Linked DNA regions of Homo sapiens: region 2 is linked to region 1. A link is a contact called in ENCODE Hi-C or POLR2A ChIA-PET data. All regions are on one chromosome and are shown on one strand. Each heading gives the region's core, a stretch centred on a gene start or an enhancer-like site at or near the end of the contact. The rest is flanking DNA. Distances are from core to core; before and after follow the strand shown. Region 1 holds the start of UBALD2 (UBA like domain containing 2). Region 2 overlaps DNAH17 (dynein axonemal heavy chain 17).

The links. Hi-C counts contacts between places; a loop is a spot of excess contacts on that map. ChIA-PET counts read pairs that join two places held with the same protein, here RNA polymerase II (POLR2A). Pooled maps may share reads with other maps.
Region 2: a loop to region 1 is called in a pooled map, with 2.2 times the contacts of the local background. The contact joins the enhancer-like site here to the promoter of UBALD2 in region 1. A Hi-C loop is called at or near these places in 1 of 50 pooled maps. POLR2A ChIA-PET finds 5 or more read pairs at or near these places in 2 of 52 experiments (B cell and H1).

The regions. Positions count from the first base shown.
Region 1 is chr17:76,263,943-76,266,881 of GRCh38, forward strand. UBALD2 (UBA like domain containing 2) reads left to right here and starts at 1,406. Exons shown (of 3, transcript NM_182565.4): 1 at 1,406-1,683; 2 at 1,965-2,027. The coding sequence starts at 1,564. It overlaps LOC105371896 (a long non-coding RNA gene), which reads right to left and starts at 1,139. Exons shown (of 6, transcript XR_007065913.1): 1 at 1-1,139. RefSeq lists enhancers at 809-858, 2,119-2,218 and silencers at 1,209-1,508, 1,809-1,948.
Region 2 is chr17:78,473,311-78,476,249 of GRCh38, forward strand. It overlaps DNAH17 (dynein axonemal heavy chain 17), which reads right to left. Exons shown (of 81, transcript NM_173628.4): 53 at 2,359-2,523; 54 at 1,968-2,159. Among named protein-coding and RNA genes, the nearest start is that of DNAH17-AS1, 10 kb to the right of the region's middle. RefSeq lists enhancers at 1,633-1,682, 2,233-2,292. Within about 2 kb of position 1,486, at least 4 of the 41 ENCODE cell types and tissues checked have a DNase peak (open chromatin) inside an H3K27ac peak, as active enhancers do.

The DNA.
Region 1 (2,939 bases), core at 156-2,655:
AAAAATTCAAAAATTAGTCAGGCATGGTGGTGTGTGCCTGTAGTCCCAGCTACTCGAGAGGCTGAGGCAAGAGGATCGCTCGAAGTTACAGTGAGCCATGATCATGTCACTCTAGCCCTATCTAACAACCACCACCACCAAATTTTGGACTTTAAAGGGCTACCACTGAGAAACAGTATCTCTGTAGAAACACTCACTGTTTGTTATTGTTTGTTTTTATTTGGTAGAGATGGAGTCTGTGCTATGTTGCCCAAGCTGGTGTTGAACTCCCGGCCTCAAGTTATCCTCCTGTCTCGGCCTCCCAAAGTGCTGGGATTATAGGTGTAAGCCATCCCAACCCCAGACTCCACCCCTACTGCCACCCGTTGTTTTTTTAAAAGATGGTAGAAATTAAAGCTTCATCTTAGCTTTCGTGACAAGCAAGAGAAAAAAAAAAAAAGAAAATTAAAGCTTCAGTTAGGTCAACCGATTTAACAAGAAAAAATTCTTGACTTGGCATTTTGGCCACTGAGAAAGTCTCACTTTTTTCCTTGCATATTTCCTTGCATATCGTATTTATTGTACATAAATCTTGGCTTCCATCTTCAGAGAGCAAAGTCTTTGGTCTAAAAACTGAGAAAATACTGCTCGATCCTTGCGGTGGGTAGTGATTAGAAGAGGGCAGGACGCGGGTTCCTAGGGTGCAAGTAACGTTCTGTTAATTGATCTGGGTGTTCACTTGGTGAAAAGTCTGGAAGCTGTACCTGCGACATCGCACTTTCCTAATGTACGTTATATTTCAATAAAAGATTTTTTTAAATTGGACTGCTTGAAAGTTATTTTTAAAAATTACATGCTTTTGAGACTTGAGCAGCTGCAAAGGCTCTGTTTTCTATTTTGATCATTCTGTTTCTCGAGATGACCACATCTTTCAGAGGAAATGAGTCAAAGCCACTCTGTCTTGCTTTTCCAGCTGAGCATGTTCTGTTTCAATGAAGTAATGAATGAACTTGGCCGCACCACCCCCAAGCCTACAACAGCAAACAGAGGGCCCTCGGCCAATCAGCAGGCACTCCGGGTTTTCAAGTTGAGTTCAAACAGGACCACCGGAGGCCAATCAGAGTGCGCGGCCCCGCCCCGAACGCCCGGCCGTGACCAACCACGAGGCCGGATGAGCCAAAACACAGCGGCCGGCCAATGCTGGGGAGCCCCACGGCGCCGAGCTCCGCCAATGGGCGCGGCCGGGCGAAAAGAGAAACAGTGAGGGCCCCACAGGCCGCAGGATTCGAATCGAACGTCCTTACGGGAGCCGGGCGCTGGCGGAGCGGCGCCCCGGCCAATCAGCGGCAGTCCCCGAACGTTGGGCCGGCCCAGCCCCGCCCCGCGCTGTTGTTTGTGGTGTCGGCCGGGCCGCGGGAGTCGAACCACAACATTCGCCGGGCGGGCGGCGGCGGAGCGGGCGGCGGAGCGGCGGCAGCAGCGGTGAGCGCGAGCCCCGGAGCCCCGGGCGGCCGGCCTCCCGCGCCCGCGCAGCCCCGCGTCTGCGTCCGGCCGGAGACGCCGGGCCCCGCGCCGCGCCGCGCCATGTCGGTGAACATGGACGAGCTGCGGCACCAGGTCATGATCAACCAGTTCGTGCTGGCCGCGGGCTGCGCGGCCGACCAGGCGAAGCAGTTGCTGCAGGCGGCCCACTGGCAGTTCGAGGTGCGAGCCTGGCCGCCGCGGGGCCGGGCCGCGGGGGTCGGGGACGCCGGGCGGCGGCGGGGGCGGGGAGCGCTCCTGTTGTCGGCCCGGAAGGCGATCGGCGCCCGCGAGCGGGTCTTACGCGGGACCGGGGCCGGGACCGGCTCCCCTCTGCACGTGGGGCAGCCGAGGGTCGGGGGCCGCGGGCCGGGCGCGGAGGCGGGGAGAGCCGGTGGGGGGCCCAGCCGCTGCGTTTCCTGACTCCGCCTGGCCCGCCGTGTCACTGCCCTGTTTGTCCGCAGACCGCGCTGAGCACGTTCTTCCAAGAAACCAACATTCCCAACAGCCACCACCACCACCAGATGGTAAGCGGCGGCGGGCAGGGGCGCGGGCCGGGGCCGCTGTCAGCGCGGCGGTGACAGCCATGTTGCCGGGGAGCGCCGCGCCGCGAATGTAAACAAAGAGCCAAAATGTCTTCCAGGAAAGAGCGGCTCCCGGGCCGGCGCTGGCGCCTCCAACTTTGAGGCCCGCCTCCCGGGCTGCTGCTGCTTGGCCTCGGGACTGGTGCCCGGCACTGGTCCCTGGGGGGAAGCGGCGCCAAAGTTGGGGGGAGGGGGAGAGGGCCGGGGGCCTGGCGAGGGGCTCAGGAGCTGGGGGACCCCAGAGCCAGGGGATGGGGAGGGGGAGAGGGTGATGCCCGGACGTCTGGGGCACTGGGAAGCCCGCGCGAAGGGCCCAGGGAGGGCGATGGGGGTGCTTGTGTTTATGGGGACCCCCTCGTGCTGTTGAGTGGTTTCCCCCCTCCCCCTCCACACACACACACACCCAGCGCTACAGGGAACAGGAAAGGCATGAATCCACCCTGGCTCAGGAAGCCGGGCTCTACCCACAAAGATCTGTTCAACCTTCCGAAGCCCAAGGGGACTGGGAAGTTGGAAGGACATACATCCCCCAAGCCAGGAGGACACACAGATTTTGACCCAAGATAAGGCCAGGAATGTGTCTTTAATCTCTGTGTTGAGCTCCACCAGCCCAGCACACAGAGAAGTGGTCCGGGGTCTGGATTTGCTTTCTTTTTCATTCTAGCCCAGGCCCAAGCTTTTGCCCTCCTGGCCATGGGGTACTCTGCTTTCTTGAGGCCCAGGACATCTCTCCTGTACCCTACCCCCCTAGTTACCTATTAGCCCTGCTGGGGGAGGAGGGGCAGGGCTCAGCGATAGGGATCTTAAAACATTGTTCCCCAGGAGAGCTGTTGTGGACTCTAGGTGCATTTTTGG
Region 2 (2,939 bases), core at 236-2,735, 2.2 Mb after region 1:
GAGGCGGGCAGATCACGAGGTCAGGAGATTGAGACCATCCAGGCTAACACGGTGAAACCCCGTCTCTACTAAAAATACAAAAAATTAGACGGGCGTGGTGGCGGGCGCGTGTAGTCCCAGCTACTCAGGAGGCTGAGGCAGGAGAATGGTGTGAACCCGGGAAGCGGAGCTTGCAGTGAGCTGAGATCGCGCCACTGCACTCCAGCCTGGGCGACAGAGTGAGACTCTGTCTCAAAAAAAAAAAAAAAAAAAAAAGAAATGACAGTGATAGCAAAGCTGATTTGTGATGGGTGCAGGGACAGTGAAATTCCACAGCCCAGATCACAGAGCCACAGCAGCTGATGAATAAAATAGTACCGCTGAGGCTGAGGCTGAGGCTGAGCACCCACAATCAGCCCCAACAGGAAGGATCAGGGAGAAAATCCCCGCAGGGACGCAGAGCAAGGAAACGATGCCGTCATGAACGTAAACCAACGTGATTTAGTTAATAGACTAGAGACTTCAATGGAGAAAGCTCAGTAAAACCATACGGCTCCAGGTTCAAATGACACTTGAGTGGCCGCAGATACCAATGTGAACTAACTCCATCAGATGCGCTGAGAACCCATGACACACTACCGCTCATGGGTCCAGAGGACAGGGCTGTGTTCAGGAGTGCCCATCTGAGGAGTTCAAAAAAGAGCAGGCCGGCCCCTTTATACATGGAGTAGAATCTGCTGGGAAGGCAGAGAACAGCCAGCCAGAAACTGGAGGCTCTCCCAGAGGTTGGCCGTCCCTGGCACAGCCTGCACTGCCCCTCCAGGGTCTCTGCCTGCAGACACCTCCCACTGCTCCCAGCATCACTGGCTCCAGGTCTGCCTGCTAAAGCCACCAGCCCAGCGACTGTCTGAGGGCCACGTACTGCGGGAGGGTCCCCTTAGGTTCCCCCTTGGGTCTGGCATCGTCCTGGCCCCACAACAGCGGCCCCAGCACACAGAGAAGGCATGGCCGTGTAGGACGGCCCAATCGATTTCAGGTCTAATCTCAAGCACGATGATTCCTTCTGAACTAATGGCACGCAGTTGCCTGGGAGAGCAGATTTTCAGGAACAAGAAATCAATAAAAACCCTCAGCAGTGTGTGTTGGGCATGGGAGACCTTATGTTTAGTCTAATGTTTATTTCATTCATTCCAAAAGCAGCCATTCAGCATCTCAGGCATGCAGTTAGACACCCAGTCATGGCTCTGAATTCTGTAGTCTGGAGAGAATAGGTAACAATTTGGAACACTCAGTGACCAAGGGCAGGGATCCAACCTCTCTGCCTCTGTGATCTGGGTTGATTCTGTGGACTTGTGTCCATCGAGTAGTTGACAGACACACTCTTCACCTCAGTCACACGGACACGCACACTGGCTGGAAGGTTTCACACCCTTCACCTCAGTCACACTGGCCAGATTTCACACCCTTTACCTCAGTCACGCGGGCTGGAGGGTTTCACACTCTTCACCTCAGTCACCCGGGCACACACACTGGCCGGAAGGTTTCACTCTCTTCACCTCAGTCATGCGGGCCGGAAGATTTCACACCCTTCACCTCAGTCACATGGGCCGGGAGGTTTCACACGCTTCACCTCAGTCACACGGGCCGAAAGGTTTCAGACCCTTCACCTCAGTCACATGGGCTGGAAGGTTTCACACGCTTCACCTCAGTCACATGGACATGCACACTGGCTGGAAGGTTTCAGACCCTTCACCTCAGTCACACGGGCTGGAAGGTTTCACACTCTTCACCTCAGTCACACGGGCACGCACGCTGGCTGGAAGGTTTTCTGGCCTCTGCTTTCTAAGATAAAGACCCTTTGGATAAGGACTATTGGTGATGCTCGGATTCCCTGTACTCGCTGGCTTCATTTTGGAAAAGGGAGTGAAGTTTTTCTTTACTCCCTGACCCTACCCTGAAAGGCAGCCTATTGAACAGTAAGCTCTCACCTTGAGGTCGGGGATCCCGTAGCCCTTCTTGAGGGTGATCTGAAACACGTCAAGCCCGCTGATGTACGCTGCCAGGCGGGAGAGGCTCTGTTTGCCACTGCCGCCCACCCCCACCAGCAGGGCATTCCCCCGGGGAGACTCCAGGATGCGATTAATCCTGCAGATGTGAGCCACGGCGTCCTCAAACAGCACCTGCAGAAACCGGAGAGATCCCACAACATCTTGTAGCACCTGGAATCACCTCTGTCACCAGCACGGACTCTGCACATGCTGAGGTGTGCACTGTGTGCCACGCAGCCCCACACAATGCCACTCGGATGTCGATAATGCAACCGGAGAGGGTGACCCGGTCCAGGTCCCGTGCCCTTGCTATCAGCTCCAGCCTGCTCACCAAATTCATGACTGCATTAACTTCATTGTAGCTGTCCAGGACGTCCACGAGGAGCTTGTTCAGAGGAGCCATGTCGGTTACAGGAACATATTTGGGATCGCCAATCCCTTGAGCAAAGTGGCAGAAGATATTTGGCTTGGCAAATAAGAGTTCATCACCAAGATCCTAGAAAAAGAAAAAAAAAGACGATACTTCCGGTTTTTGCCACCATGACCACACAGATAGTTAACAGCAATTCAGTACTTTGCCAAGGTGGCCTAGGAGGTCACCACGGGGTCCCAGGCCAAGTCTCCAGGGGCCCAAACCTGCTGCCGTGGGCCCAGCAAACCACTGGGGCAAAATTTCCTAGAGTGGGAGGGTCTGATCCCCACTGTATCAGAAATGAATTCATAGTCCAAAGAAATGATTCCACCAAGAACACACGGGACACACCAGCGAGGCACACAGAGCCAAGCAGGGCCTTTCTCCACCCCAAGTGGACAGAGGGAGGTGATCACACCCTGATCTACTGAGCACTCAATTCCTCCTCACTCAGACCCACAGCCACGTGCCGGAGTTATCGCGTGGAACCCTCGGACCCA